Regions from separate parts of the Mus musculus genome. Here region 1 is linked to region 2. Evidence: chromatin loops called from intact Hi-C (ENCODE). Cell type or tissue: left cerebral cortex. All regions are shown on one strand. Each heading gives the region's core, and the rest is flanking DNA. Links, peaks and the distances in the headings are about the cores only.

Evidence for each region. A loop is a pair of places that touch in the nucleus more often than their neighbours do. Peaks named below come from ENCODE experiments on the same cell type or tissue, not always from the same donor. Only the 100,000 strongest peaks of a DNase experiment are listed, where the experiment ranks them.
Region 1: a loop joins it to region 2, with 1.9 times the contacts of the local background. A loop is called at or near these places in 2 of 42 quality-filtered maps.

The regions. Positions count from the first base shown.
Region 1 is chr2:160,845,620-160,856,801 of GRCm38, forward strand. The region is part of intron 1 of Zhx3 (zinc fingers and homeoboxes 3); the gene reads right to left. Among named protein-coding and RNA genes, the nearest start is that of Zhx3, 22 kb to the right of the region's middle. In left cerebral cortex, for the core only: a CTCF peak has its summit at 4,417; a DNase peak (open chromatin) is centred at 4,412; H3K27ac peaks cover 351 bases.
Region 2 is chr2:160,779,012-160,790,193 of GRCm38, forward strand. It overlaps Zhx3 (zinc fingers and homeoboxes 3), which reads right to left. Exons shown (of 4, transcript NM_177263.3): 3 at 390-3,368. The coding sequence starts at 3,234. Among named protein-coding and RNA genes, the nearest start is that of Plcg1, 53 kb to the left of the region's middle. In left cerebral cortex, for the core only: no CTCF peak of the experiment used is centred there; DNase peaks (open chromatin) are centred at 6,037, 6,930, 7,102 and 7,479; H3K27ac peaks cover 2,275 bases.

The sequences.
Region 1 (11,182 bases), core at 3,343-5,842, 65 kb after region 2:
ACTACATGGCCTACAGGCTCTACATGGCAAGTTCCACAGCAGATTCAAGGCTGAGAAAGGAAAGCTTGTCATTTTCAAAGGTTGTCACCATCTTCCAGGAGTGAGATCTCACCAACATCAAGTGGGGTGATGCTGAGTTTGTTGTGGAGTCTATTGGTGTCTTTACCATCATGGAGAAGGCCTGTCCAACTTGAAGGGTTGGGCTAAAAAGGTCATAATCCCTGCCTTTTCTGCTGATGTCTCCATGTTTGTGATGGGTGTGAACCATGAGAAGTATGACAACTCACTCAAGATTGTCAGCAATGCTTCCTGTACCATCAACTTAGCCTCCCTGGCCAAGGTCATTCATGACAACTTTGGCATTATGAAAGGACTAATTACCACAGTCTATGCCATCACTACCACCTAGAAAACTATGGATGGCCCCTCTGGAAGCTCTAGCATGATGATCATAGGGCCGCCCAGATCATCATTCCTGCATCCACTGGTGCTGCCAAGGCTGTGGGCAAGGCCATACTAGAACCGAACAGGAAGCTCACTGACTTATGTGTTCCTATTCCAATGTATCTATCATGAATCTGACATATTGCCTGAAGAAAGCCAAGTATGATGACATCAAGAATGTGATGAAGCAGTCATCAAAGGGCCCACTAAAAGGGCATCCTTGGCTACACTGAAGACAAGGTTGTCTCCTGCTACTTAATAGTGATGCCTCCTCTTCTGCCTTTGATGATGGGGCTGAAATTGTTCTCAATGACAACTTTGTAAAGCTCATTTCCTGGTATGACAATGAATATGACTACAGCAACAGGGTAGTGGTCCTCATGGCCTACAGAGCCTCCAAGGAGTAAGGAGCCCTGGGCCACGTGCCCCAGCAAGAATGTAGGAAGAAAAAGGCCCTCAGTTACTGAAAAGTTCCTGTCCCAACACTAAGCATCTCCCTTTACAGTTTCCATCCCAGATCCCCAGGAGGAGGGAGGAACTTAGGGAACCCTACTCTCTTGAATACCATTAGTAGAGTTCACAACATCCCCCCACTCCCACAAAGAAAATTGCTTATCGGATCCTCTTTTATAAATGTTAACAGAAACCAAACTAACAAACACTAAGAAACCAACAGATTAAAATGAGGGCTGTATGCTCAATTGGTCTAAGACTACATAAAACTGGAGACGGTAATGTCAGCATGCTAGTAATCCTTGCACTTGAGAATAGATGTAGAAGGATCAGAAATTCAAAGTCATTCTTGGCTATATAATGAGTTCAAGGCCAGCCTGGGATACAAGAGATGGAAATGGGGTGGGGGGAGGGGGGGTTCAAGTAAGAGGGAGTGAAAAAAGACACTAACATAGTTGACTTAGGTTTCCAAAAAAGAGCACTCTGGGTGAAGTGTCAAATGGATAGTAGTAGGGCTAGAATATGAGCAGAAAAAGAAAACAAATGGCTGGTATAGAAGTCCGCTTTAGTGCCCACAGTGGGCTGCTGGCAATGGAGAAGGTTCTCTGTGTTCTGGAAGCAGGAGGCATCAGCAGGTTTCTGATGAGCTGCACATAAGGAACAGAGTTTAAGGATGGAGCTCAACTTTATGGCTTTAATTACTAAATCCAGGATAGTACTGTTTCCCAAAATGGAGACTGCAGGACAGTTCTGACAACATCAAAGACATGCCCAGAAGCTTTACAGAGCTTTTGCTCAGGATTAATGTTTTTAGATTCTGCAAATATCAAAGGAAATCATATATTTCTCTTCTCACCCTTCCTGCCAAGTAGAAATCTTCAATACATAGTTTTATGTATATTTAACACTAAGAGTAATGCCCCAGATGTCTACTAGGCTTTTAATACCTCTAATGAGGTTCAGATATCAGCTATAACCTAGAATCCTAAGTTCATTACATACAGTAAAGTGGGGCCAGTGAAAGTATTTAAAATAATAAATAGGCAATGGCTCATGGCTACTTTTTACTATTATTTACTAAAGATTACTCTAACAGTGAGAGGTTGGTATAAGCATACTAAAATGTAAATGCATATAAAAAGACATATCACAACTCCCTGACGTCCATCTGGTTGTGTGGCCTTGTGTACATGCACTCACAGAACAGTGGTTTTCTATTCCATGGAAATAACACACCTCTCTACTGCATCTATTCAGTTGTGTAGAGATCCCCAGAGTTCATGACACAGGGATTTAGCCCTCCACTGTGAAGCTGAATGTCCTATAGCATCAAGACTACTCACCACAAAGGGCAAAGGTAAGTACCTCTTCCAGGAAGCCTAGTCAATGAATGCTAACAAAACACAGCTATGAGCCAAAGGCAAGCATGAAGAATCACAATCTCCAATTTCTAACTTACTGTCTATTCAGACACAGCTTCTCTTAGCAATAGTAAATAGAAAACCATCTTAAAAATCTTTGGAGGACAAAGGGTTAGGAGAAAGGTCAAAGTGGAAAGCTTTGGATATGTTAAGTATATGTTTGGGTATTATATGCATAACTTTAAAAGAAAATGTAATACAATTTGGCTTCCCTATAGCAATAAAATTGTATTTCATGCTTCAACTATAAAATATAAAATACTTATTGTATAATGATTCTTAAATGTACAGCTATTGATCAAATAATTAATTTAAGTACTGCATTTGGTATTGATAAGGCACCAAGCAGAATGCTTTACTAGACTCTCTGACTCTCAGGCCACTGACTGTTGTGTTCATCTATGCTGTTCCAGTTGCTCAGGTCTCACTTTACATGCCAGCAATTCCCAAAGCCAGCTTCCTCTCACCATAGGCCAGCTGTACACTGCATATCAGCTCTTGGACAACCCAGTTCCTCTGAAGCTCCTTTGCTTGTGCCAAACCAAAATCAGCCTCTTCTTCAGAACCGATCCATCTCTTCCCCTGCCCACCTCGATGTACAAGCAACAACCAATCCTATGTCTTTCCACTATCTCCAGTTTCCTAAGAGTATCAATACCTATTAGTTTCCCTTCCTGAGATTTTCTTTAACATGTTGGCTATTCAGTTACAGCTGCTCAAAGAAACAGCCTTTCTCACCAAGACTGCAGTCTTCAAACTCTATGCATTTTGTTTTCTACATGAGAGGAAGAGGGAGGCTCTCAGCTGCTAGGAAATCCCTGCCTCACTCAGCTCCCCAACACACTGAACATTGTTCTCAGTCTTTGTACCTGAGATCCTCAGAAGAAGGGGAAGGGCTTAGGTAGCCCCACTCTTGTATATACTATCAATAAAGCCCACTGTTATGCCCAAAATGAGAAAGAAGAAACTTACAGAAGTATTTTTAAAATAATTGTGCTTCACTTCTTACCAAACAAGTACAGTCAGGTGACCGTGCTCCTCTTGTTTTCTAACTCCACAATTAGAATGTTTGTCCTCTGGCTTTGAAAAACAGCACTGGGACACACATTTATGTGACTGAAAAAACTGTAACTCAGTTGTTCCAGAACTATTCCATTTTTAGTTTCTTGTAAGGGAAACGCTTACCAATTTGTTTTGAAATATTATAGCATTCTTTGAATTATAAAAGTGTGATGCAGAGAACTATAAATGAGACATTCACATATGAAAGATGACTTCATCAGTTATCTTCATATAAACTGTGTACATGTACATAAAATGTAAAACCTCAAACTCAATTATGGAGTGCCTTTTAGCTGTTCCACTTTCAATAAAGTTTTTGCATGCACATTATATATAATTTAGTGTTACTGAAATGTTTATATACTATAGTTTTCCTTAATGGTATCTAGAGGTCCTTTGTATTTTGTTATGGAAGTTAAAATATATATTTTCCTCAGAAATTATAGTTAAAAATATAAAGTATTTTAGTCAAGCATGGTGGAGACAGGCAGATCTTTTTGAGTTCCAGGCCAGCCTTGTATAGAGTGAATTCTAGGCCAGTCAGAGCTACACAGTGAGACTCTGTCTCAAAACAACAACAAAACAATAAAAGGAAAATAATTAAATAAAATTAGCTAATTATGAATCCCAGCTAACAGATTGAGCAGTTCAAGACAAAACATTTATTTTCCTAAGCTATTCTACTAAAACCTTGATCTTCTTTGTAGCTAAATACTTAGATTTTAAAGGAAATAATGCTAATATTAGTATCAGGAACCTGACTCTTGGATGCTGCTGTCGCCAACACCTAAGGTTGTTGCATAACCACAGACAGGCAGCTCATCTGCCTAAGCCTTGGTTTCCTCATTTAAAAAGTAAAAGGGGGAACTCACCCACTAACAAGATGATACTAAATTTAGTAAGTAAACATCATCAAATTATTTCCCAGGGAATCCTGGGTTAATTTAGCACTTGAATAATTCTATCAAAGAAGACAAAAATAGTGCTACAGTTGGATGTGTGAGCTCCAGCCTGTCCTCCTCTTACTCTGTGCTGCCCACTAGCTGGTGACACTGCCTGTGCCACCATCAGAAATTCACAATGTAAGCGTTTTCATTTGTAGAACAGAAACAGTAGTGGTGTCTATCTCAGAGAGTTCCTGAGGATTACGTAAGATAATACTTAGTAAATGCATAAAGTCTACCTACCAGGGTAAAAGCTCATCAGGGTTAACCATTGGTACAAGTTGGTATTAGCTAACAATTCAGTCCTAACATTGATACAGGTAAGAAAAATCTACAATGGCATCAGAATAATAGCCAATGTTTATAATGTTCTTTTTTGCATATTTGTAAAGTCTTTTAAATTAAATAGAATAAAACAAAAAGAAAGCAATAATTTCCATTACCACAAATTTGCCACTTATAACTGAAAACATTTAAGTGATATGTTAAAGTTGCTTATGTCTCACTCTCTGTGTTAGGCACACTCTGAGATGGTCACTAATGATCTTTGCCTCCTGGTATTCATGCCCTTGGGTAACCTCCTCTGCTGCAATGTGGGCCAGTTTACTGACTCACTTCTAACAAATACAGCAGATGTGCTGGAGCGTCATTTCCAAAACAAGGTTATAGAGGGGCTCTGGCTTCCGTCTCAGGTGTTTTCTTTCCCTCTTAGATCAAGCTACCTATGAGAAGTCAACATTAAGTCATTAAGCAATCATGGGTACTTGTGAAGAACTAAAGCTAGCAACAACAGCACTTAAATTCGAATTTAGAGTGACGCAAACACTTTTGTTTTTTAAATTTCAATTTGACTGTAACTCTAGACCCTATTATTTATGGATTTGAGATCTCCATTATGGTGGTGACTTTTACACAGTAGCATCATCCCTGTTATCTAGAAAAGTGACTGGCCCACAATAGTTGCACACAGTTTAACTATATGCTAGTTACAAATTAAGACAAAAGAACTGAAGATTTTCAAAATTTGCTGAAGAACAACACATAGAGGTTCATAGACAGAAATTAGCCTACAAAAGACTAGTCTTATCTGGTTAGGACAGTATTTGGAAAAACTACACTGACATAGGTACAATTAGCCAGATACTACCAGTCCTGTTTGGAGGTTGTTGTTTTCTAAAGATATATTTTTAAAATTATGTGTATGGGGAGTGTGCATGTTTAAGTAATGCTGCAAGATGTACAAAAGAGGACATCTGATGTTATGGCAGGTTGAATAAAAATGGCACCCACAGGCTCATAGGGAATGGCACTATTAGGAGGTGTGACCCTGCTAGAGGAAATGTGTCATTCAGACAGACTTTGAGGTTTCAGATGCCCAAGCCAGGCTCAGTGTCACCCTCTCTTTCTGCTGTCTGTGGATCTAAATGAAAAACTCTCAGCTACTTTTCTAGCACCATGCATGCTGCCATGATTCCCACAATGACAATAATGGACTAAAACCCTGAACTGTAAGCCAGCCCCAATTAAATGCTTTGCTTCGTAAGAGTTGCCAGAGTCATGGCAGCATCTATTCACAGCAATAAAACTCTAAGGCAGATGTCCTGGCATTACAGGCAGTTGTGAGATGCCCAATGTGAGTACTGGGAACCAGATTCAGGTTCTCTCCAAGAGTACTACTCACCCTTTAACCACCACTGAGCTATGTCTCCAACCTGTCAGTCCTACCTTTAGATTATCTCCCCATGGTCCCCTTAGCCTATGCCTAGATATTCTGCATCATTAGAAATGTTGAAAAATAGGCTTGGAACGTTTCAGCACTAGAAATATGGGTATTCTAAATATTTGTAAAGCTCCTTTGAATTTCAGGGCTCTGTAATATTGCTTATTTGGGGGCATATATATAGTTCAATATTTAATGCTAGTAGTATATTAAACTAAATAGACATGCATGTTTAGAAACACTTGGAAGAAATCAGAGCATTTTTTAGACATGCTAATATACCCTAGAAAATATTCCTGAACAAATAACCATTTTTTAATTAATAATTTTATTTGTTTACATTTTCAAGTGATATCCCTATTCCTGGTTACCCATCCACACACCCCCATCTTATCTCCCCTCCCCTTTGCCTCTATGAGGGTGCTCCTCTACCCACTCGCTCACTCCTGCCTCACCACCTAGCATGCCCCTAATGCTGGGACATCAACCTTCCACAGAACCAAGGGCCTCCCCTCCTATTGATTTCAGATAAGGCTGTCCTCTGCTCATATGTACCTGGAGCCGTGGATCCCTTTATGAATACTCTTTGGTTGGTGGTTTAGTCTCTGGGAGCTCTGGGTGGTCCAGTTAGTTGATATTGTTCTTGCTATAGGGTTGCAATCTCCTTCAGCTCCTTCAGTCCTTCCCCTAGCTCTTCCATTGGGGTCCCCAGACTCTGTCCAATGGTTGACTTTGAATATCTACATCTATATTGGTCAGGTGCTGGTAGAACCTCTCAGGAAACAGCCATACCAGGTTCCTGTCAACAAGTGCTTCTTGGCATCAGCAATAGTGTGGGGGTTTAGTGTCTGCTGATGGGATTGATTCCTAGGCAGAGCGGTCTCTTTTTCAATAATCACTACATTACTATTGAATAATAATCTAATTCCAGTTGTGTTATCCAATGTCAAGTCCATGGATGAGTGGCTCCAAACTCAATGTCAGTCCAATAGAGAAGAAATAAAGATGCTTCTTGTTCCACTTCAAATCTGTAAGGGGCTGGTTATATCATGGTACTGAATACAGAATGGTGTCTCCCATTTTTTCTACAAAGGAGGTCTCTGTCTCCCTTGGGTAGCATGCTAAGGATATGACCATGCTCTACCAATTCAGGATTTGGATATGTCTACCAAATGTTTTAAAATTTGTCTCTTTCCTTTCAACAGTTTAATTAATGTCAGTTAAGACTGTCTTAAACAATCCAATGAGTCTTTCAAGCTTTTTGCACTCCAGGTGAAAATGCCACAGAGAAATGATTATATTTTACTTATTCACTATATTCCAAGTGGCTATCAGCAAGCTGACAAAAAAGAGGTAGTATTTAAAAATCTGAGCAAAAGGACAAAAATTTTACTTAGTAGAAATTTATCTCCATCCTGTAATCCATTAAAGAAATCACAATGAATTCTACAAAGTAAGTAGATGTAATAAATAGTTCTCTATCTTAGAATAATAATTATTTTTTGAAACAAAAATCACTGATAGAGTTTGGGGGTTGTAACTAAATAGCAGACTTCTGGTTTAGACTGCAGAAGGTTCTCCATCCCCCGCCCCCCCCATACACACACAAGGAAGGAGGGAGGGAGGGAGGGAGGGAGGGAGGAAGGGAGGGAGGGAGGGAGGGAGAGTTAAGTCTGAGAAAAGGGACATCTGTACTTCTGTGTTCTTAACCTGTGTTCTAGGATTAGGGGTTAGGGTTAGAATTACCCTGTGTTCTAAAGAATTCACTTGGCTAATCTTAAAGGCTCCTATCTACATGAGTATCTTTTCCATTTAAAAATGTTAATGCAGAGATGAATTCATTTTATAAAAATTTTGATAAAGTAAAAAAAATGCTGAATGTCATTAACATTTCTTATAATTTTATCAGTTATAGCATACTTTATAGACAAAGATTTTAAAACTGTCTGTTTAGGCTAGGGATATAGTTCAGTGGCAGAGTACTTGCTTGGCATGTTTAAGGTCCTGGATTCAATTCACAGTACCATATAAACAAAATTTTCATCTTTTTGGTAACCTTCTGGTATATGAAAATATACCAAAAACTAAACAAACAAACAAAAGACCCAATATAGATGGACAGTTCATCAAATGTCTAAATGACAAGCAACTTGAAAAGAGGCTGGTATGCTGGATGAGAGCTGCACTGTTGGAATCCAATAAACGTGAACAACGGGGTGGACAGCTCTTAAAGGCTAGTGAAACAACACCAACCTTGTTTTCTCTGCTTATCTAGTGAGCATCAGAAAGACTCTCCTGCTGGGTGGTGGTGGCGCACGCCTTTAATCCCAGCACTTGGGAGGCAGAGGTGGGCAGATTTCTGGGTTCGAGGCCAGCCTGGTCTACAAGGTGAGTACCAGGACAGCCAGGGCTATACAGAGAAACCTTGTCTCAAAAAAAAAAAAAAAAACCAAACCAAAACAACAACAACAACAACAACTACAACAACAAAAAAGACTATCCTGAGGGCATGATAGGAACTGCATAGCCAGCCAAATGTTGATGATTTGCATTCACAAGCAGTTTCACTCCAAAACTCCACCTTGCTACACACAGTATGATCCAGGAGATACCATACTATCAGCCTAACCTTTGAGAGAATTTGCTACATAGGTATAATCTCAGGGTGTACTCAGACCTACTGAATCAGAACCTGCACTGTAACTAAATTCTGAGAAGCACAGAATGAGGTATTATTGCCAATTTGGAGGGAGGTTTCCACAATGTTCCTCCTTGGATTTCCCTAAAGATGAGGATACTGAATGAACAGTTCATTAAGCTCATCAAGCAACACTAAAATAGAAGACAACAATGAACACAGCATTTTTTTTAATTACCAGGCTTGATAACAAGTTAAGTACAAAGACATTAGCAGCCAGGGATTTCTCAACAAAATAAAATAAGAATGTACACTTGAATGTATTACTGTAAACTACACTACTTCTGGGAAATCTGGCCATGTACCTTACAAGTGTTTAGTAGTCAACAGTGGCTACAGACAATGAGGAGAAACAGGCATGGGGATCAAGAGAGTCTATCATGAGGAATGACTGACTTAGAAGACATTAAGCTACAGAAGAGCTAAGTGGAGGCTGTTGTACTATTCACACATTTCAGGACTATCTCAAGACATTTCATTCTGCAAATGTGTTTTTGAGCATCTGCTATGTGCTGGGCATTGTGCCCAGTGTAAGGATATAGAGATTCAAAACCAAATAGCTCTTTGATTTTCTGAAGGTTTCTGCTTAGTGAAACAAATGTGACTGCTATTCTGGAAAATACAATTCTAGCCAATCAGAAGACATGGCTCCATCCAAGGAAGGCCCTTCTGTCTAGGTTACAGCTTTGTGCAGGACTGAACAGACAATAGTACCTTGGGTTCCCAAAACTGGGAGGAAACACAGGCCAAGGTTAATATTTGAGGGGTATTAGATAACTGGGGTCAGTATAATTACTTTAATATAAGATTTATTAAGAAGTATCACATTTAATAGAGCTCAGAATATGTTTGAGCTTAACCATATCTCAGATTATCAGCAAGATTATGTATGCAAATGCTAATAATGTTAAATTCCCTTGTAGCAATCATTTTTAAAATATAAGACTTAATAAAACTCCATGTTAACATTTTAGGCAACCATTCTGCTTACTGACTTAGCTAGAATCTCGCTTCTCCCAGCTATCCTTTCTACAACTACTGCATCTCCTGTCCTTAACAGCTTCAGAGTTACTCATCCCACTCTGCAAATTCTAAAGAAATGTAGCTCTCTTCCCACTCTCGGAGAGAAAAGGTAGATCTAGGTGCCTGTAGAGAAAGACAGTATGTTCAACAAAACAAGTAGTCTTCAGAAGAAGACTATGAATAATTTAAAAAATCTAACAAATGAGAGGATGGTTAAGGTAAACTGTAAATGATTATAACTAAGTTTGCAGGTTTCATAGTACCATGGCACTTCAGAGACACTAACAAATGCTGAGTTGTACAATCCAGCCATGGAAAAATTATACACATGAGGAAAACTAGGAAAAAGGAAAAATGTAAAGTTATTTTCAAGCATGTTAGGGTTCTTTCTTTTTATTTAAACTTGCAGAGGACCCAGGTTCTGCTCCAGGACTCACGTGGTAGCCACCACCATCTAGAACTTGAAATCCAGGGGATCTGAGCCCCTCTTCTAACTTTCAAGAGCACCAGGCATACACATAATATACACATAAACTAAATCTAAAAAATTATTATTCCATTTTTTAATGAGAGTGATGGCAATTTTAACTCAAGTCCTCATGCATTCTTACTCTCTTAGCCATCTCCCCAGAGTGTTATTTAAAATTTCCATGTCTCTATTGATTTTCTTTTCTTTTCTTTTTTAAAGATTTGCTTACTTTATTTTATGTGTATGGGTTTTGCCTGTGTGTATATTTGCATGTATACTTTTGTACAGCAGAAGGTGCTCTGAAACTAGAGTTATAGAATGTTCTTAGTTAGCTACCATGTGAATGTTGAGAAGTAAACCTGAGTCCTGTGCAAGAGCAGCAAATACTCCTAACCACTTAAGCCATATCCCAGCCCCAATGATGGCTTTCAATAAATACTTTTTATAATGAAAAGTTTCAGGAACCAAAAATAAGTATAACTCATTATTAATCTTTACACTAATAAATAAAATAGCATAGGTGATATAACTGATCCTAATGTTTCATTGGATCATTATCCTTTACAAAGCTCTTTAAATGGACTGGAGAGGTTGTTAGGACAGTTAAGAGCACTGGCTGCTCTTCCTAAGGACCCAGGTTGTATTCCCAGCACCTATATGGCAGCTAACAATTGTCTCTAATTCAGTTTCAGAGGATCTGATGCCCTCTTCTGGCCTTCTTGAGCACTGCATGAACGTGGTGCACAAACAGGCATACCATCAAAGGACCCATATACATAAACATTTTTAAATTAAATAAATAAATCTTTTTTAATGCTTTTTAAGTTTATACGCAAGTAAAATAATAATATTCATGTATGGGAAGAGAAATACAACTAAGGACAGAGGGACTGGGGGGGGGGGGAGAAATAACATTTGTGGGAAGACTTTGTTCGGCATCTACCCATG
Region 2 (11,182 bases), core at 5,003-7,502:
TTGCTTGCCAATCTGAGTTAAATTCCCTAACCCTGTCTTCATACAGATGGTATCTCTGTGACTCCCATGACGTCTTAATCCATGCTAAGAAATGGTTAGAAACACAGGAGTCCCTTTAAGTTCTCTCTTTAAGACTATGTTCTCTCCCCTGCATGGATTTAAAACAAAAACATCACCATAAATAAAAAAACAGAGGCACCAAAACCAAAAGTCCAATTCTGAGCTTTTACTTCTATGGCTTTTATTGCCAGTTGTCCCTGGCATTCACTCCTCTGCAGTTGGTCTGAATGCTCTAGAGGTAGCTGTACCTGCCACCTGTACCTACTCTGTGACTGTACCCTCCCTCAGGTTCAGAGAAAAGCCATGCTTAGATCCCATGAGCTCCTTACCGAGTTGACGTCCAGACTGGGGACTTGAAGTGTCAAAAGGCTCTGAGCTGGCCTCAGGAGCACTTGGCTCCCATGATTCGCTGTTCTCAGACAGCTCCGAATAGGCATCACCCAGCACCTTGTGAACTGCCACAGGCTCTCCATTTCTAGGGCCCTGATCCTCACTGCTTATATCTGCCACAGCCCGGGTCTCTTCACCCATCTTCTCAGCAAACCACTGCTTGACCTGCTGGGCACTCATCTGGGTCTTATCACAGAGGGTCTGCAGATCTTCCTCACACAACATCTTGTGTGTCATGTAATAATCTTGCAGCAGCTCTCGGTTGCCAGGGGCTATGACCAGCAAACCTGGTGGGAAGTTTCCCCTCTTATAGTCTTCGTACCACTTGAGCTGGCCATTCTTAAGGGCATACCTGCTATCTCCAAACCAGCGTACCACCTCTGGCCGGGGCAGCCCTGTTTGGGCCATAATGGAGTCATAGTCCTGGTTGCTTGGCCACTGTGTTTGGACAAAGAGCTGCCGAAGCAAATGACGCTGCTGTGCGGTCTTTTTGTAGCTTACTTTGCTTGGTGGCTGTTCTACCAACTTGTTCAAACCATCTTCCTCAGGCTCACAGACACCCATCCCTGGAAACTCACTCTTGCCACTGGCTTCAGTGACCCGCAGGTTCTTGAGGTTGATTTTGATGGGGCTGACCTTCCGTTCTGCCAAGGCATGGCTAAGAAACATTTCAGGAGAGCCATTTTCACCAGGGACCCTCAGCTCATTGGCCAACTCTTCATCTCTACCCTCCTGCTCAGCACCCTCCTCCTCCTCCTTAGGCATGTGCCCATCAGCTTTCTTTGTCTCCTCAGTATTCACCTTTTTCCGCCTCTCTGAGAACCAGCCATCAATTTCCCTTCGAGTCATTTTCGTTTCACTTCTTAGGCGGTCCAGCTCCTCCTCGGGGGGAAGTGGGTTTTGTGCAAAGCTGTTCTCTAGGACTCGCAGCTGCTCTGGGGCTCTTTCTTTGTATTTGGTTGGTGTGAAGTCTGGGGTCTGGTGCCAAGATTGTCGTTTGGTGGCAGGGTGGCTTACTAGTGAGGTTGCTGTTGGGATACAGGTCACCTCTGGAACTTTAGATGCCAGGGGAAAGGGCACCTCTGGCACAGAGTCAATGAGAACAGAGCCATGCTCTCCGGGCATCATGGCCCTGGAGCCCTTCAGATTCCGGCAGTGATATCTCCGGTCACTGAACCACTTCCGCACCTCTCTGGTACTGAGGCCTGTCACTTTGGTCAGATGCTCTACTTCACTCTGCCCAGGAAACTGGTTCCGACAGAAGCTTCCTTTCAGAGCCGAGAGCTGTTCATGAGACTTCTTATTTTTGTAGATGTTTGCATCAAGGAAAGCTTGGGAAGTTATGCTGGGGCATGCTGTGAGGAGTGACTGGGCTGCATTGACAACTTTCACAGCTGATGCCGAATTTGAACACACAGTGTTAATGGGTGCCACAGTTGGCTTGGGAACAGATGCAGTTGTCAGAGGGAGAGATGAGCTTGATGCTTGTAACCCATTGGCCATCAGTGGTTGAGTGACCAACAGCCCCCCTGCTGTGCCCTCAGGCTGTCCCACAGCATGACCTGGGAGAGTAGCCTGGATGAGGTGCTGTACATTGCCAGCACTGGCAACAAGCGGGGTGTTTAGAACTGTGATTGTGGGCTGAGGCACAGACTGGATGACTGTATTGAACATCTTTTTCCTGGCATCTTCAATCTCCTCAGGAGACCAGCTGATTCCTTGCTTCAGCCTCTGGGCTGTGAACCAGATTTTAAGCTGTTCTTCTGGATACTTGGTCACCACAGTCAAATAGCAGAGCTCAGCTTTGGTTGGGTAGGGGAATTTGTGGAAGGAGTTCTTCAGAAAGCTGTTGGAGTCCATAGCTGCATTATATGTTGGGATGCTGCTCAAGGGGATCATGACTTTCGGAAGGGTCTTGGATGTAGGCAGGGGTTGGTGGGTGTGGTGTTGGGCATGTACTGGGGGCTGCTGCTGGAGGGAGAGGAACTGTGCTATACCAGCTGGCAAGACAGGCACTGTTCCTATCAGGGGCCCATTGGCAGCAGGAGGGGGTTTTGTGGACTTAGCAGATGCCTGACTGCCTGGAGCTGCCCCATTGATGAAAGTGTGGTCCCCCTCTTTAACCTCTCTCTCCCCTGCCAATGGCTTAGGCAAGGCCTCACTCCCAGGCTGATTAGGAGCGTTCTCTTTAAGCATATGGATTTTTTTGGCTTCAGCTTTGCCTTTCATTATCTTCATGATTGGAGTCTTGGTAATGATGATTTCAGTCCCTTCCGTAGTAGACTCACCTGCTAGGACAGATGAGCTAGCACTGTCAGGGACACTCTGCTCCACTACTACATGATTGTCTGGCTTGGTCACATTCCACAAAAAGCTGGCTTCCCCTGAGTGACACTTGGCATTATGCAGGGAAAGTCCTTCAGGGTTTTTTGCCAGGAAACTGCACCCTGTACATACAAAAGTTGGGTCTTTATTAAAGTCTGTGTGCTCTGAGTTCATATGTCCTATAAAGTGGGTCACATCCTGGGACCTGAACTCACACTCTTTACAGCAATATACATAGCCATCCAAAGTGCTCCGGTGCCCATTTGCCAGGGCAGAGCCATCAGTGCTGCTGGGGTTTGGGGCTGCCTCGCTGCTCGCATCAGGTGCCTCTGAGGGAAGATCCTGCTGGGGACCTTCAGGCAGAGACTCCACAGGCTGAGGCTCTGTGCTGGCACCCGGCAGCACCACGGTCTTAACGGGGATCATGCATGGGGTGGTGGACTTCCTTTTGCTGGCCATGGCGACAACCACTTCAGGTAACCAGTAGGCAAGAAAGCCTTGTAGTACAAATTCCAGCTACTCCATGAGGCCCTGGGAAGTGCTTCTAAGGTCAGTTTTGTCAGTTATTTGCAGAAAGCCACTTTTCCTTAAGCCTGGAGAAAAAGAGAAAAAAAGTATGATGAAGATCTTACAGTCTCTGAATCTATCTGTTTTTCAGGCCCCTTATCACATACTGCTCACTTTATATCTTGTGAGTGTTCACAAGGAGCTGGTGTGCTTCTTAGCTATGAATTGTAAGGCAGGAACACCTTGGTAGTTGTCCTGAGAATGAGCTTGGATGCTCTGTACCATTTGATATGTTTAAATTGTACACTTTTTTCTTTGTTCATCTCCCTATATCTTTGCATTAAGTAACTCAGCTTATAGTAAGGAAAGGAGGAGGGAAGGAGAACCATTCTTTTTGAGTCTAAAAATTAATTCTGACCAGTTTAGACTGAGAACAAAAGACCCAGTGTAATTCCTGTTTAAACATTTGGGCCAACAAGGGTTTTTCTTTTCATAGTCTTCCCACATACAAGAACATGACAATGCCTCTGTCTCCTTCAAACTGGGCCCAGAGACCAAGTCAAGTTTCAGTATGGATGCAGGCAGGGTGTAAGAGCCAAGCCTGTCTTTCCTGCTTGTTGTCCTACCACCTGTATTCCCAACAATGGGAAAGCTGTAGTTCCTCCCTGTGCCTACGACACTGTCACCTAGGCAAGCCAAGGATCAGAGGGTGCTCACACATCCAGTGAAAGACTCCAAGAGGAGCCCCTCGCTCAGGCCTCGGGATAATAGTGAACACCCAAAAACTCACGAGAGACCAAACTTGATGCAAACCACATGAGGCTTTATTTGGGGAAAGTCAGAGCTCTGGGGACAACTCATATCCCACACAGGGGTAGAGGAGTTGACCACGAGGGGAAAGGGGTCCCAGTTTTTATAGGCCCTCAGGGGGGAAAGGATAAGGGGAAAGTAGGGGATTTCCAGATCTAAACAATGTCTATTCTCAAGAAATGGGTACGGGAGGGGTACAAGGAAAGAGGCTGGTGCAGGTGTAGCAACTCCAGAAGCAAGGAGGAGGACAGGATATGCCCATCATAGAAGGTCTCATTCTGATTAAGTCCATTTTCCCTGTAGGCTACATTTACCCTGAATATCTATATCTATATCTATATATATATAATACTACAGCACACACAGCCCTTTTATTTTCACATCTCCTTATGCATGGTTCAGAGTTTTGACAGTTATTCCAGTGGATTTGGTGGGTGGTGGTCATTCTTCCCATCTTTTTCTTTATTCTACTTTATGTCTTATTCTTTCTCCTCCTTTTTTTTTTTTTTTTTCTTTTGAGACAGGGTTTCTCTGTGTAACCGCCCTAACTGTCCTGGAACTCACTCTACAGACCAGGCTGGCCTCAACCTCACAGAGATCTGCCTGCGTGTGCCACCACGACGTGACTTGACTTTTCTTTTTTAAAAAGCATTAAAGGATATCTTAGTAAGGACTACTGTGATGAAACACCATGACCAAATGTAACTTGGAGAGGAAAGGGTTTACATGGCTCACACTTCCACATCGTAGTCCACCACTGAAGGAAGTCTGGGCAGGAACTCAAACAGGGCAGGAACCTGGAAACAGGAGTTAATACAGAGACCAGGGAGGAGGGGTGCTTACTACTGGCTTGCTCAAACTGCTTTTTCTTTTCTTCTTTTCTTTCCTTTCCTTTTCTTTCTCTCTCTCTCTCTCTCTCTCTCTCTCTCTCTCTCTCTCTGTTTTTTATTTTTAAGATTTATTTATTTCAGCACTAGGGAGGCAGAGACAGGAGGATTTCTGAGTTCAAGGCCAGCCTGGTCTACAGAGTGAGTTCCAGGACAGCCAAGGCTATACAGATAGTTGTGAGCCATCATGTGGTTGCTCCAGCCCAACTCGCTTCAGCCGAATATTTAAGTACTCTGTAGCTGTCTTTCAGACACACCAGAAGAGGGCGTCAGATCTCATTACAGATGGTTGTGAGCCACCATGTAGTTGCTGGATTTTGAACTCAGGATGTTTGGAAGAGCAGTCAGTGCTCTTAACCACCAAGCCATCTCTCCAACTCCTCAAACTGCTTTCTTATAGCACCCAGGATCACCAGAACAGCACAACCCGCAATAGGCTGGGCCCTCCCACATCAATTGCTAATTAAGAAAATGCCTTACAGGCTTGCCTACAGCCGACTCTTACAGTGGCACCTTATCAGTTGAGGCTCCCTCCTGTCTGCTGACTCCAGCTGTGTCAATCTGTCATAAAATCAACCAGCCTGAAGGGTATTTCAATGTTAGAATGATTCTTACTTTTTTCTCACTGTCAGATGAGGGGCAGTGGCCCAACAAGATGGCTTAGTAGGTAAGGGAGCTTGCTGCCAAGCCTGACATGCTCTATATTTAGTACCCACATCGTAGAAGAAGAAAACGAGTCCCACAAAGTGTCTCCTGACCTCCATTTGTACACTGTGGCATGTGTGCCCATGCACAGGAAAAAAATGATATAAAATAATAAAAAAAGAAGATAAGCTGTATTTTTCCTGTTACAGCTAATAGAGAACTGTCACAGTGGGATAGAATGAGTCAACAGCACGCTACAACGGAACAGCACACATAGGAAACCATCTTCCATCAGGAGTGTGTGTGGGCAAGACTGTGGTAATACAGCAGACCTGCTGGTTGGAGTAGTCAGAGTTCTGTTGAAAATAAAGAGCTTACACAAAGTTCAAATCTGTCTAACCCTATGTCTGCCAGTGGTAAAGAATGGCAGAGCCCAGAGCTGAGCTAGTTTAACCCACTGAGTGCGTATAGGTCTTAATACTTTCTGCATTTAAAACTAAAATTCAACCGAGAGCACAGGGCCTAAGCTCTCTGCTTTCACCCCTCAAACAATTCTTGTTTCTGTCAAATCACCAACAGAAATAGCCTGTTCCACTCAGATGTTATCACTTCTAAAGCGAATGCTACGTTATTCTTCAAGCTCAGAAGGGCAAGCATGTTATAAACACAGAGGCCCCAGAATCAGAGCTACTTAAAGACTCAGTCTAGCCAGCCTAGCCTCTGTATGAGGTTCCTTCAATGCACCACTACTTGGTGGTTAGAACAGTCATTGTCTGAGCATCTCCAGAGACAAGGAGCTCAATACTTAGCACCAATGGAAAGGGTCTTAGAATAGTATTATATAGTGAGCACACATACAAATACCTTTATGTAGGTTAGATTTGTTAAGTTTATGCCATCTCTGAACTCAAGAAGCTAATGGTTATTAGGACCATTAATACTGAGGCTCACTTTCCCAGACTCATTGGAATTAATTCCCTGTCTAACCAAGGTTAGGTGTAATCAATGAAATGTGAGAAAATGTGTTACTCCAGGGGGCACTTTCAGGAAAGTATCTGCTTTGTTTCAGCAGTTACTCTTGGGCCTGTTCACTGGCACTGTCTCAGACAGTGACTACTCACCCAGTCCTAAAAGAAGAGCTGGGAGTTGAGCACATAGCTCAATGGAAAAGCACTTGTTTAACGTGTACAAGGCCGTTTTCAATTCCCAGCCCTGGGACATCAGCTGGGACATGAAGAAGTGAGATGTCTTGTGTATATGGGGAAGTATATTCCAGGCAGAAATAGCATCTGGCAGTAGGTGTTGAAATGGTGGCAGAAGCAGAGAGAGGGCAGAAAGAGACCAGGTTAAAGAGCTGTGGGGGTGGGATAGTGCAGACAGACAATGATGTTAAAATTTCTCTGAGACAGGCAATCCAAAGGAGGACTTTAAATACAGGGCTAACAGGATCTGCCTTGTGTTTAGTTCAGCATGGCGTCACTGGCTGTACTAAGAACAAACTGGGAAAAGCCAGAGGCTACACAGGGGCATCTATGAGAATATGGAAGAAGTCCAGGCAGGAGACGACAGTGGCTGGCATCAGGCTGGGAGAAACTGAGGCAATGAGGGGTAGCTGGGTTCTGAAAACTCTTTTGAAAGTACAGGGTATGTGTTCTGTGTCCATGTGAATGGAGACAGACTTCAACTTGGTGAGTAGGATGATGGTATTACTATTAACCAAAACATATTTGGAACTAGTAAGCACCATGCAGAAAGCAAAAGGAGCTCTGAGCTGCTGATAGTGGAATCTGTTCTAGAGGAAACTAGATTGAGCTGGTTTTCTCCCAAGTGTTTTGGGGAGCAAATGGATCAGACTGCTAATGAGCAGAGAGGCTGTGAAATGCCAATGTCCCCAGTGAAAAAGACTCTAGTCTTTGCCAAAACCCACTCAAACCCACAGAAAAAATACAGGAAGTGGGGTGAGACTTAAGGGGTTGGGGTAGGGCTGGGAGCAAGGCTAGGGTAGCAGAAGAGGCAAGTGGCCAGCACTTGTTCCACGGAGGTGTGAGAAAGCTGCTTTCAAAGTAAATTTGTTACTGGGAAACAGACTTGAATCCTAAATTTTGTTTCAAATACAAAAGTAAATTACTTTATTAAATTTAAACTAAAAGATGTTAAAGCATTATAAATGGTTTGTTCTGGATGTGCTTTTACTTCTGAAATTACATTTGTTTTGTTTTAATTGAAAATTTCCAGTGTAAGCCACATAGTTTTCAAGTTAAATAGCTTGCAGGCTGGCATGCTTACAAGAATCTCTGAAGAACATTTATTTAGAAAATAAAAGCCCTCCCTGGCTCACCCTGCAAATCCAGCATCCCTCCTCATCCTACAGACTTAGTCTCATTGACAACTGTCTTCACTGACCTTATTACAAAGTCCACAAGATCAGACGTACAGCACTTCATTCTATCACTGTGAGGAATACAGAACTATCTGCTTTTCTTTTGCTTGCTTGGGAAAAACCAGTGACATCTGAGGTTATATCCAGTGGGTAAGGCTTCAAAAATAGATATGCTCACTCACCATTTATAAAATCCACTAAAACAAAAATGGAAATGTTCTCTTTTATTCAACTCAGCCACTCTCGTATAAATAGGAACTCAGCCTATTGATAAACCCACACATATATAAAGTATGGAATACATAGCCAGCACTGGGACAACAACAGATGAGAAACAACCTAATCGATTATCAAAAAGAGACAGTCAAATCAATTATAGCATATCTAGAAAGTGGAATAATATGCACGTGTGAAAAATACAAAGGCACTACATTTATACTGCCATTAGCTAACCATTAGCCTCCATGGACCCCCTAATTTCAGAACAGTATGAGTATTCTATGGATTCAAAACAAAAAAGTTAAATTTAACCAAATGCTAAAATGACACATTTCCCAGAACTTTTAATTGCTACAGAAACAAGTAAGAATGTAGTAGGCTAGTGGGGTTGAGCCTTAGATCATTCAAATAGGTGACAGGGATGGTAAATCACATTCCTATATACCCCAAATATCTCGACGCTGACAAACTTTAGGGGGGTAGATGCTGTAGTACTATGCATGGGCACTGCCCCTACAGGATGCAGTACCCAAACACAATCTGTGTTTGCCTGCATGTTAAAGCCATAGCTCTAAGGGAACTCAGAAGCACCCACTGTTGAGGAAGGGGGAAAGGGTGCAGCCCAGATGCCTTCCCAGATAGACTTTCACATGGCCTGCTCTGCAGGCTCTTATGAGGGTCAACAAGGCTCAGCTGATCACAACTGTGATGTTTACTTTCTTAGTTGATCTCCCTGGTAGGCACAGATAACTTAACTGTTTACTACACAACCAACAAGTTCTTTCTGTATTTGACTTGTCTCATGGTTGAAGGTCTTCATCTTACACTTTAGTAACTGCCTGTGCAGTGTAAGCACCTTCAATTCATTCTGCAGACTCTCTTGGGATCAGTTCTTTGAGCACAGCCAATCACCAAACTATATCCTCAGTCCTTTGCGCACATAAAAATTTGTGTCTGTCTTTTCCAAATGTGGCAATTAGAAATGAAAGAAGTCCTCAATTTGCAGCTCACCCAGAAGAGAAGTCAGTGGGAACCGTGTCTACCATTGTGATACCTCCCACATCTATGTCAAAATCTTGTTTCATTTTTTTTTAAGGAAGCACTGCTGGGCTGGGCAGACAGGGATTATCCTACCACAGGCCCTGGTCATTCAGGCAGACATTCCTAATACTTCCAAACTTTCTGACCTTTTCCTCTTCAAATTCTACCATGTCACACAATGCTTGGCATATAATGATAGTTTTTAGTTATTAAACACATGGATAAATGGGATCTAGGCATGGAGTTAAGAATTCTAATACCTGGACGTGGTGGCGCACGCCTTTAATCCCAGCACTCGGGAGGCAGAGGCAGGCGGATTTCTGAGTTCGAGGCCAGCCTGGTCTACAGAGTGAGTTCCAGGACAGCCAGGGCTACACAGAGAAACCCTGTCTCAAAAAACCAAAACCAAAAACAACAACAATAACAACAACAACAAAAGAATTCTAATAGCACAGCGCTATCTGTATTGGCTTACACTATAGCTCGCATGAGCTGAAGCCCTAGTTCAGGATGTAGTCCAAGCAGATGAGAGTCACACGCAGTCTGTACCTTCATCATCTGCCGACATTACTACTAACCAGGGTTACTACTAACCAGGGTTACTACTAACCAGGGTTACTACTAACCAGGGTTACTACTAACCAGGGTTACTACTAACCAGGGTTACTTAGTACAAAAACTATTGGCTTTCTATTGTCTGGTTCTTTTCACTCAGCTGTCTCAATGTCCTTTTATGTTGTAATACTGTATCACAATGCCCTTCCTTTTGAAGACTAATATTCCACTCTCTATATCCATCACATTCTTTTTTATCTCCTTGTCTGTCAGTGGACATTAGGCTGTGTCCACCTCTTAACTCTTGTGAATAATGCTTCGAAATAGGAGTTCATAAGTGAATAAACATATGCTTTTCCTTAGTCCTCCCTCCCCAATCCTATGATGCTGGTGGGGCAGCAGCTGCAGGTGTCATCAGCTGGCCTTATCTTTTAGTTCTTGTCATTAAACTAGCTTCCTCTAAAGCTTGTTTCCTAGTCCTTTTTAATGACAGTTTGGTTGTCTTCTTTTTAAGTGAACTCTGTTGGCATTTCCTCTAGGCTCTACCCCACAGTTACTTAGCAACAGTTAGGTATGCCTGACTCACTATAAAAGGGTCTACTTGCCCCCTTCTCACTCTCCTGCTCTTACTCCCTTACTTTCTGTCCCTAGTCTCCCTATCCCCCGCCCCCATGTGCTCATGGCCAGGTTCTACTCCATTCCTCTACTCTTTCTCTTTCTTTCTCTCCCTTTCTACCTTTCTCTGTCTCTACTCCCCCCTCAACTCCCCTCTCCATGCCCTAAATAAACTCTATTTTATAGTATACCTTCGTCTTGAGGCTGGTACCTCAGGGGGAAGGGATGCCTCAGCATGGGTCAGCAGAGGCACCGCCTTCTCCCATACCATACTGTGCCTCCACTAAACATATCCCTGGCTTCCTTTTCTTTTTATAAAGAACAACAAACTCAACAAGTTAATTTTTAAATTTATTCTACTTGTCAAAGGGGGAAGAAAGCTATTGAGCCCTTTCTTGCCTTTTCTGTTAAAAAAGTTCTAGTTCCTTCATCCAGAAAAAGGCAGTGCTCCATCAGGGAAAAGTTGCAGAAGTACAGGCTCCAGTCTCTAGAAGCAAAGGCCAAACTCTAAAGTACACACTCACTTCTGGAGGTGTGTTCTGAATGCTGTTAAGGTTACCATTTCTTTCTTGATAGGCAACCTTAAATGCCATCCAATGGGTTGCTCAGCTTAAGAGTCAGGATACATCTACAAAATCCACTTCTGATCTTCTATCAAACTACCAGGCCCAACTGTACTTCATCAGTAAAGTTCCATATTTTCCCAGAGCTCTTCAAGATCATAGTCATGTCCAGCCTCTTTTTAAAA